2 separate regions of the Homo sapiens genome follow, and region 1 is linked to region 2. Evidence: read pairs that join two places in POLR2A ChIA-PET (ENCODE). Cell type or tissue: B cell. All regions are shown on one strand. Links, peaks and the distances in the headings refer to the core of each region. The heading gives the core; the rest is flanking DNA. Region 1 overlaps LOC124906010. Region 2 overlaps BCL11A (BCL11 transcription factor A).

Region 1 (5,382 bases), core at 116-5,115, 79 kb after region 2:
TAAGCACATAGTTTACTATGGCTCAGGAACCATGGGGAAATGCAAGATAGGTTCCTTGTCCTCCAGGAGCTTAAAACATAACAGGGAGAGAAATTGATCAATAGTCAATGCAAATCCAATCAAAATCCCAGCAGGCTTTTTTTGTTGAAATTGACAAACTGATTCTAAAATGTATGTGGAAATGCAAATGCCTAAAATAGTTAAAGCAATTTTGAAAAAGAAAAACACATTTGGAGGACTTATACAGTGCTATCTGACTTCAAAACTTGTGGTGTTAGTGTACAGACAGACAGGATCAATAGAACAAAGTCCAGAGATAGACCCATGCATATAAGATTAACTGAATTTTGACAAAGATGCACAAGCAGTTTAATGGGGGAAAGGGCAATCTTTTCATCAAAGGAGCTGGAATAATTAGAATTTATATGCAAAAAAAGAACTTCAACCTACAAGTCACACCACACACAAAAGTTAACTTAAAGTGGATCACAGATCTAAATGCAGGGCAACAACTATAAAAGAAAACATGGAGAAAATCGATGTGACCTTGCATTAGAGAAATGCTTTTTTTTTTTTGAGATGGAGTTTTGCTCTTATTGCCCACACTGGAGGGCAATGGCACGATCTTGGCTCACTGCAAGCTCTGCCTCCCGGGTTCAAGCGATTCTCCTGCCTCAGCCTCCTGAGTAGCTGGGATTACAGACATGTGCCACCATGCCTAGCTAATTTTGTATTTTTAGTAGAGACGGGGTTTCTCCATGTTGGTCAGGCTGGTCTGAAACTCCCGACCTCAGGTGATCCGCCAGCCTCGGCCTCCCAAAGTGTTGGGATTACAGGCGTGAGCCACCGTGCCCGGCCTGAGAAATAATTTTTAAATAGGACACACATGCACACACAAACCAAACTATTAAATAAAAAATTGATAAATCAGGCATTATCGAAGTTTAAAACTTTTGCTCTTCGAAAGACACTGTTAATAAAGTAAAAAGACAAGACAGACTGGGAGAAAGTTTTTGCAAAAAATACATCTGATAAAGAACTTGTATCCGGAATAAATAAAGCACTCTCAAAAGTCAATAGTAAGAAATCAATGCAACACAATGAAAATGAGCGAAAGATTTGAACAGACATTCCACCAAAGAAGGCATGGCAAATAAACACATGGAAAGATGCTGAACATCATTAGTCATTAGGGAAATGCAAATTAAAACCACAAGGAGATATCACTACATATGCACTCGAATGATCAAAATTAAAAAGACCAACAATAACAGGCACTGACCAAGATGTGGAGCAACTGGAACTCTCATTCACTAGAAATGCAAGATGACACAGCCACTTTGGGAAGTACTTTAGTGATTTCTTATGTAGTTAAATATGCACTGACCGTATGACTCAGCAATTTATCTGCTAGCTATATTCCCAGGGGAAATGAGAACATACATCCACACAAAGACTTGTATTTAAATGTTCACAGTGGCATTTTGTTATGTTAAGGAAAACTGGAAATAACTGAAATACCCATCAAGTGATGAATGGGTAAACAAATTGTGATCTATCCATACACTGGAATATTACTCAGCTCTAAAAAGAGCTGAAGTACTGAAGTACTTTATGCATGCAACCATATGATGTGTTGAGATGCATGCAACAATGTGGATGAATCTCAAGGAATATGCTATGTGAAAGAAGCCAACCACAAAGACTACATTCTGAATGATTGCAAAATGCAAAACTCTAGACAAGGCAAAACAATAGTGATAGAAGACACATCAGAGATTCCCAACAGCCATGGGGCCTGGATAGGGGATTGATGGCAAACAGGTGAGAGATAATGTCAGTGTTCTACACATCACTGTGCTGGTGGTCATATGGTTGTATATGGTTGACAAAACTCATTCAATTGCGCACTTACAGTTGGTGAATTTTTGTTGACTACAGAAAATACAATGTGGAGAGAGAACATGTTTGTGTGAAACAAACAACGCAAGTTAGAGTCAGAGAGAATGCCCAAACCAGAGCCATAGACTGGGCACTATAGAAGATAAAAAATGGGACCTGGAGCCCCCAACTCTGTGTGAGATGATCCAAGAAAGGTGGGAGAAAGGAGACCAACGTGGGTGGGCATTGAGCACTTGGTAGGATTGGCAAAGGAGGAGGGGGAAGGGCAGGGGCTCAGCCTGTGGGCAGAACCCTGGGGAATGCCAACTTCTACAGGTTGGGCAGGGCAGCGGTTCCAGCCCTGGTGGTTTTGGTCAGCATCTTTACAGTAAGCCGTGGGGAAGTGTGGAGTTGCTCGAGTGTGGCAGTGCTTTTGGCCTTGAGCCCCACATGCAGGTCACTTTCATCAGAACAGGAAAACGAAACAGGCTCCCCTGAATGATTTATGGGAGGGCTTGTGTTTTGGGGATGTGATACTGCAATTTGTGTTATAGGACCAAGACATCTGTTTCCAGGGAGGTGCGTTCTCTTACCATGAGCCTTTCCCACGAGGGATCTTTTGCCCCCTTAAGAGTTATCCATTTTATCTTAGTTGCATGTTAGCATAATGGGCCTTCTGGTGACAAGTGGCCTCACCAGGACCTGAGTGTGCATGGTGTGGGGCCAACTGGGAGGTGAGCAGGAGCTGTCTCGGTCTTACCCTGTCCCTCGGATGGTGTCTAGCCGTGCAGTAAGCTGTAGGATTAGGGAGCATGCCATCTGTGAGATGGCACAGGCAAACTCCCACTTAACAATTAAGTTTTAGCCATTTATTTGATTAAATTTCAGTTATGCTAACTGTCCCCATGTGGATTAATGGCCCATGCTGGGGAGCTCTGCTGCCAGCAGATCTTGGCCCACAACCCCTTCTCACCAGGAGGTAAAGTTCCCTGGGGAGGCCTGAAGCCAGGGGTGTGCAATTGTAGAGTATCCTGGCTAGGGGAGCTTTGGCAAGGTTCTTGCTCAAGTCCTCACATCACAGAGGACAAAACTGAGGCTGGCTTCAGTCACCAGGAGCCAGTATGGAAGGGACCCACATAATGGCCACACAGCCTGTCAAGTGTTGAGTCACTTGACAGTTATTTGACTCATTCCTTTTTGTCTACAAGCAGTGGGGGCATGGCATGGTGCATGTAGATGGAAACACAATGTGTACCTGTGACGGACAAGCACCCCACCTCCTACCCCTTCTCAGAAGGGGAATTTGGGAGGAGGTTTGCCCCTGCCCACTTTCCCCTGTCAGACAGGTAGAGGAAGAAAGCCCCATGCGGAGTTTGATTGGGGAGGGAGGGTTAGTACTAGCTACCCCTTATTATTATTATTATTTTTTTAACCCTACCTCTGTCTGCTTTTAAAAGGAATCATGAATCCTCAAATCTTAGGAAGATTTTTGTCTGGTATGACTCCTGGGAACTTTGGTCAAAGGGTGTCTGAGATTCCTGAGGCCCCACCCTGCCCAGTTTTAATACTCCTCACTAATCCCTTTTCACCCCGAGGCTTCGTCCATACGGTGCTCCCTGTCTCCTAGCATGTCTGGGTGAATCCTGCTGGCTCCTACCCCGCCAACCTCCTGCAACCCATGATCCCCATGAGTCCATTATGCAAGATTGTGTGTGTACCAGTGCCTTCCCCTACACTGTATGTGGGATCGAATATTCATTGTATAAGTAAAATTAAAATGTATTAACTTTCCTTCCAGATGCCCCCTGATAGCAAGTTTAATTACTCTGGACATAATTAAATGAGTTTAGGAGATTAGAAAATATAAGGGGGTAGTGAAGACTATAGATTTATTGGGAAAAAAAGGAAAATTTAATTCTGAAGTCTGTTGTCATTTGGTGGCTAGAATGCTGGGGCCTGGGAGGGATGGGGGAGATACTTTGGTAATGGTGGAATGAGGTCTTCAGGAGGCTTGAAGCAGTTTGGATGCATCAGTCTCTTGGCCCACAAATGTAGAAATACAGCAGACTTATGCCTGGGCATCTTTCCTCTGATGCAGTGCGGTATTTTCCTGCAAGAGCCAGGAGCTTGGGGCAGGTGTAATAACTGAGGAAATGGATGCGCCAGCAGACAGCTGTGCTGTGAGCCTCACCCTTCCGTTCAAGGGAGCTTGCCCATCTTGCCATAGCCTTACCCTCTTGTGATAGGCTTTCCTGGGACCTGCAGCAAAGTCTGCAAATGTTGAGAGTGTCTTCAGTCACAGAACTGACTCCCCGGAGGGCTCGCTGCCTTGCTTTTCTCTGGTCCTTGTTCATCGCATACCTCCAGGCAACTTCAGCCTCACCTTTGCCCTAAGGTAAGGAGCAAGGGTTGTATGGTAGCTTCCAGGTGGAGCCAAGAGACCCTTAGTCTAGTTGGTTCATCATATGCTGTATTTCTGCACTAAAAAACCCAGACATACACATGCACACTCAGCTCACACATATACACTCACTACTGACACATACATATACACACTCACTTGCATGAACAGCCGCTCACATATGTTCACACTCTCACTCGTAAACTCACATGCATGCACACATTCTCATATACACATGTATGTACACTTGCACATACACATTTGCTCATCCACACATACATACACTTACTTGCACAAAGATACACTCATGCATACTCGCGTCCACACACTCAAATGCACACACACAGATATACACTCAACAGGGTGCTCCAAACTCAAAGGTGAGTGTTTTGGAGAAGTTATCCTCTTTTTGGTTAGTTTTCCTACAATTCCTTCTTTTCAGAATCTAGTTTTTCAGCTGGAGGAGGTGTCCTGCGTCTGAGTGAGAAAAGCTGTTGTGGTTTCTTAAATTTTTTAGCTGCACAGGCGGAAGGATATTCTTCCTTGTGGTTTAGAATTACATCTAGAAAGTTGCAAACAGATTTCCACAGCCTCCCTTAAGGTGCCTTCTTGTGCTGTTTTAAAAAGGAGGGCTCTAGAGAAGGCACTGATATATATATTTTTTAATAAAAGGAAAAATAAAATACAAGGACATGGAATGAATAAGGAGAGTGAAGGGAAAACAAGCCCGAGGAGATAAAGTGAAAATTCTCTTACATTTGAGACTTGGGTTGGAGGTGGGGGTTGGGGACTGCCAACTGCTATAGTGGTGTTTAGAAATAAAGAGTCTGTGTTATGTCTAGTGGTCCTAGTATTTTGTGTTACTCTGACCCCGGCATTGTATCATTTCAATGCATTCAGGGTGTGCAAACGTTCAGTCCTGGTTAGAGGAAGGTATTTTGTATCCAGGCCAAATCTACATTTCAGATTTGAAATGGGGGAGCAGGGGCGAGAAAGGGCAGGGCTGGCAGGGGCGAAGGTCAGTGTTCGCAGTTCCGAGACCATGTTTAATATCACATGACACCTTTGTCAAACAGCACGTCCGTCCCCCCCCCCCCCCC
Region 2 (5,382 bases), core at 67-5,066:
TCTTAGACATAACACACCAGGGTCAATACAACTTTGAAGCTAGTCTAGTGCAAGCTAACAGTTGCTTTTATCACAGGCTCCAGGAAGGGTTTGGCCTCTGATTAGGGTGGGGGCGTGGGTGGGGTAGAAGAGGACTGGCAGACCTCTCCATCGGTGGCCGTTTGCCCAGGGGGGCCTCTTTCGGAAGGCTCTCTTGGTGATGGAGAATTGGATTTTATTTCTCAATGGGAATGAAATAATTTGTATGCCATGCCGTGTGGACTCCCAAAATTGTAAAGGAGGTGAAGCTTCCCCTGTCTGCACTCTCCCCTCCTCATAATTGTCCATTTTTCATCTGTCGGGCTGTCCACCCATCCATCACATATAGGCACCTATCAGGTACCAGCTACTGTGTTAGGATCTGTGTTCCCAACTGACTTGCCTCCCCCTGACGTCATATTCTTTTCCTTTTTCCTCTCCCTTTTCCCTTTTCTTCTGACCCAAACTAGGAATTGGGGAAAGGGCCTGATAACTTTGTTTCTGCTGAGGTGTAACTAATAAATACCAGGAGGCAGCATTTTAGTTCACAAGCTCGGAGCACTTACTCTGCTCTAGGAACTTTACAAATACGCACTCATTTTATTTTCATACAAACCCTATGAAGCATATACTATTATTATTCCTATTTTACGGATGAGTCCATATTTTAAATTCCAGCTGAAGAAAGAACATTTGGTGATAAATCATTAGGAATGAGCTAGGAGTTATTTGTCATCACAGAACCAGTCTGTATTGCCCCAAGTCTGGCTTTGCCAATTGGAGATTAGGGAGATGGAATGAACACTTTTCGTCCCCTTTGATATCTCATCTCACTGAGCTCTGGGCCGTTTCCACTCTTCTCTCCCCATACTCCCATCTTGGCAAAAATTGCATAAGATTTATAAGACATTAGGGTATTGGAGATAATTTATTACAACCTCCTTGTTTACAGAGGGGCAACCCAGGTCCAGAGTGGGGAGGTGACCAGGCCATGGTCACTGCCCAGTTTAGAGGCCATGCACAGATGAGAAGCCAAACTCCCAGCTCCCAGCCCACGTCTTCCCACTCTCCCATGTGGCCTGTCAGCATCACCCTCTCTCACTCTTGCTTAGCCTGTGTAGCTCAAGGATGTATTTATTGCCCTAGGCGTAAGAATGTGCTCAGGTTTCTTAAGTAATGTAGGTGTGCCTCACCCATGGGGCTTCACTTTCTCTCTGTTTATTGCCAGTAGTGGTCTCTGTTCTGTTTTCTTCAGTTTCTCCCCCTTGCATTGTTGTCTAAGATGGCTGTCCTGTCTTTTGTCCACTTCCCCTCCACTCCCCGTACCTTCCTTTAATCAGCTTCCGCCACTGCCTGAGGCCACTCAGCTCTGGTCCCACTGGAGGCCCTGTCTCCCCCAGGGGTCCTTCTGCTTCCTGTTCACCTCTGATCCCCCAGCCCTGCCATGGCCAAGCTGATGAGGATGGGGGAGGGGGAGGCAGGGGGAATCTTAATTTCCTGCACTGAAGCTTTGCTGTCCACAGCACTGGGCAGCAGCTGCCTCCCTGGAGTGTTGTGTGAGACCTTGATGCTGTCTTTCTTCCCAAGGCCTTTGGCAAGGTAGAAGTCATCTCCTTGACTCTCCATGCTGCTAATGGGGGAGGTCAACTAAGTCCATTTCTGAGCTAGTGGGGGCTCTTAGGACTCCGAACACCACACTTAAGTTATCTCTGACCCAGAGTCCAATTTATTTGGCCTGATTCAAATGAATGCCCATTTTAAGAATGTTTTGGGGTCTCTTCCCATCATTTCCTTAGTGTAGTGGAGAGGTTTCTATTCGGAATAGGATGACATTTGGTAGCTGAGCCAAACAGATAGCTGGGATATAGGGTTTGGAGTTGAACTCTCCAGGGAATGGGGTGGGAGGGGGGCAGCCTGGAGGATGACAAAATGAGGGCTCCCTGGACTCAAACTCAAAACCTTTTCTGTGTTCTCGAAATGCCTTAGATGTTTACCTAAGAGAAATGTAGACATACATTCCTATAAACACATCTACACAGTGTCCATTGTAGCACTGTTCATAGTGGTCAAAAAGTGGTCACAACCCACATGGCAACCAATAGGTTGAATGGATAAACGCCCTATGGTGGAATACAACTCAACAGTAGAAGAATGAAAGAGTAACACACTCCACACCATGGATGAATCCCAGAATCATTCTGCTCTGTGGAAGAAATTAAACACAAAAGACGATATCCTGTATGAGTCCATTTGTAACAAATTCTAGAATTCTCAACACTGTGGTGGTAGGTGGGGGTTCAGTGGTTAGAAGGAAGGGGTCAGAGGGTTAGGGAAGGGGATTGACAGCAAAGGGGCATGAGGGGGCTTTCTAGACTGGTGGACGTGTTCTGTATCTTGATTTTGGTGGAGGCCACACAGCTGTATACAACTGGCAAATTGAATCCAACTGTACACTTAAAATGAATGACTTTTGTTGTATGTAAAGTATACCTTAATAAAGCTAAAGCGAAACAAAACAAAACACCCACCACTGGAGTGGAACCAAGTCTGTCTGTAACCTTTAACTGTTTGGGTCTCCTCAAGACTCTAGCCGTCTTTCAGGGTAGCACCAAAGTACATTTCAGGGAAATGAGAATGCCCTTTGTATTCTGAGATTTTATAGAAGTTGGTAATGACAGAGAGAGAGAGAGAGAGAGAGAGAGAGGGAGGCCCACTGAGATGGGGTTATCCACCATAAGCAGAGCATTTGGGTCTGAGAAGCGCATGAGTACTGGTGAGTATGTGAGGAAGGAGAGAGCAAGGGGAGGAAATCTGTTTTCCTAGAATTCCAGCAGGCTTCAAAAAGTAAAAAGGGGAGGGAGTACCCAACTAAGTTTTTTTCTTCCCTAGAAATACATTTATTCTAAACATTAGCCCAATTAGTTGTCTTTTGTTTGTTTGTTTGTTTGTTTTTGAGACAGGGTCTCGCTGTGTTGCCTAGGCTAGAGTGTAGTGGCATGTTCATAGCTCACTGCAGCCTTGATCTCCTAGGCTCAAGCCATCCTGTCACCTCAGCCTCCTGAGTAGCTGGGACGACAGGTGCATGCCACCATGCCTGGCTAATTTTGTAGAGATGGAGTTTCTCCCTGTTGCCCAGGCTGGTCTTGAACTCCTGGGCTCCAGTGATCCTCCTGCCTTGACCTCCCAAAGTGCTGGGATTACAGGCGAGAGCCACTGTGCCTGTCACCAACTCAGTCTTATTCATCAGTATGTCTTCTCCTTAAGCGGAGATGCTAACAATGTAGCATCTCCTGTGCTGAATTCCTGTAAAGTGAGGGTTTTTGTTTTTCCTACATCCATCTTCCTCTCCAGATTCCCTCTCAATTTCCAAGGTATTTAGCGTAAATGCAATATCTGAACTTCATTTATTTGGCAGATTTGTGTGGACTGCCTTTTCTGAACCTATTTGGGTGCTAAGGACTGTATGGATTTGGGTTCTTAACATGGAAAACGTCTGTGCCTGCGTAGTGTTGGGTCCTACCTGGCCACTTGGCTCTCAACACGGAGTGATGATGCCTAGGGTGTTTTGACGTGGGCAGTCAGCCCAGCCTGGAGAACTGAGGGGAGCATTTCTTTCTTTTTTTTTTTTTTCTTTTTTCTTTTTTTGGTGAGACGGAGATTTACTCTTGTTGCCCGGGCTGGAATGCAATGGCGCGATCTCGGCTCACTGCATCTTCTGCCTCCCAGGTTCAAGCGATCTCCTGCCTCAGCCTCCCGAGTAGCTGAGATTACAGGCATGTATTACCATGCCCGGCTAATTTTGTATTTTTAGTAGAGACGGGGTTTCACTGTGTTGTCCAAACTGATCTTGAACTCCTGACCTCAGGTGATCCTCCTGCCCCGGCCTCCCAAAGTGCTGGGATTACAGGTGTGAGCCACAGCGCCTGGCCGGGAGCATTTCAAATGATAGTTAGGACTTCCTTTTACTGTACTTAATAGCTGAAGGGGGCCAAAAGTGTCCATGTTTGCTGCCCTCTGGCATCAAAATGAGGTCCTTTTTAGTAGTGCTGCATTTAAAACAGCATTAAGAATACGTTTTTAGAACTTAGCTTTTTGCATTGAGGATGCGCAGGTGGCTGAGACTAACTTCTTTGCAGATGACCATGGTTGAAAGTCAGCTATAGAGTTGCACAACCACGTAGTTGGGCTTCACATATAGAAGATGTTGTCATTTTTTGGTAACTCTGTCAGACTTTACCAACCTGGCGCACAGTCTGGTTGGCACATAAACTTCACATTTGCTCTTCTCCAGGGTGTGGGGTGGCTGTTTAAAGAGGGTGGATATTCATGCTAATCTTTGTGTAGCATAACATGTTACTGCAACTTGCTTTTTTTTTTTTATCTGAAAGTTCAAGTAGATATCAGAAGGGAAATGTTTGTGGGTGCTAAGAAGGTTAAAATTACCATTTTGAACAGAAATGATATTTGGAAAAATAACTTCCCTTTTAGGAAGGTAAATCAGTCATTTATATGCTATTTGTTGAATTCCTAGAATATATGAATATCATGTCACATGCTGTGCTGGTACTTTCAAATATAATAGAAGCAAGTAGGAGAAAGAGTCCCTGTATTGAAGAAACTCATTGGGAACACATGAAATTAATTAGAGGCATAGAGGGTTAACCAGCAATGTAAGGCCTAGATATGAGTCAGGGAGTGGTGCATGGGATGAGTGTTCTATGAGGTTGGAGAAGGATGAGATTGATTCTTCTTGCTAAGGTGACTAGGTAGACCTTCATTGAGGCCTTGAAGTATGAGCAGGATTCCAGGAGGTAAGAGAAGAAGAAGAAAAGCCAGGAAGGAAATGAGAACGGAAGGGATTTTTACTTGGGCAGAATATTTTCCTTGATGGGTACGGGGAACTAAGACTGGAATAGAAAATTGGAGTTGGATTGTGGAGCTCTGGAATGATGGCTTAAGGAGTTGGACCATATCCTATAGATCACAGAGGGCTGCTGAAATACTCTGATCAGAAGACAAAGGCAGCATGCTAGGGGATGTTAAGTGAGGACTCTGCAAAGGGGGTGGATGAGTTGTTGAAATTCTCTGTTATACCCTTCATGCCGAGTTCTCCCCTGTTGACTTATATGTTCTAGAGGATGGAGTTGGTTGACCGTAGGGTTTCCTTTCACTAGCAGAATGGAACCAGATATTGTAGGAGCCTAGCACATGGGTCTGTTACTAATATAGAGGACTGTTTAAATCTTGGAAAGCTTTCCTTTTGCCTTTGCCCCCATTGCAGATGGGGAGTGGGCAGGAATGACGTTCAGAATCAAGGGCCCATCAGGGTCTGTATTGGTCCCTTGTCCCTCTCCTCCAGTCCAT

What was found. ChIA-PET counts read pairs that join two places held together with the same protein. Peaks named below come from ENCODE experiments on the same cell type or tissue, not always from the same donor. Only the 100,000 strongest peaks of a DNase experiment are listed, where the experiment ranks them.
Region 1: POLR2A ChIA-PET joins it to region 2 with 7 read pairs; 1 of 35 experiments calls an interaction of 5 or more read pairs at or near these places.

Annotation. Positions count from the first base shown.
Region 1 is chr2:60,410,928-60,416,309 of GRCh38, reverse strand. All of the region lies in intron 2 of LOC124906010, which reads left to right. Among named protein-coding and RNA genes, the nearest start is that of MIR4432HG, 22 kb to the right of the region's middle. RefSeq lists an enhancer at 2,484-2,613 and a silencer at 3,084-3,133. In B cell, for the core only: no CTCF peak of the experiment used is centred there; DNase peaks (open chromatin) are centred at 2,389, 3,071 and 4,108; H3K4me3 peaks cover 2,159 bases; H3K27ac peaks cover 3,572 bases.
Region 2 is chr2:60,489,956-60,495,337 of GRCh38, reverse strand. The region is part of intron 2 of BCL11A (BCL11 transcription factor A); the gene reads left to right. Among named protein-coding and RNA genes, the nearest start is that of BCL11A, 61 kb to the left of the region's middle. RefSeq lists enhancers at 931-1,430, 1,431-1,932. In B cell, for the core only: no CTCF peak of the experiment used is centred there; a DNase peak (open chromatin) is centred at 2,617; H3K4me3 peaks cover 1,351 bases; H3K27ac peaks cover 5,000 bases.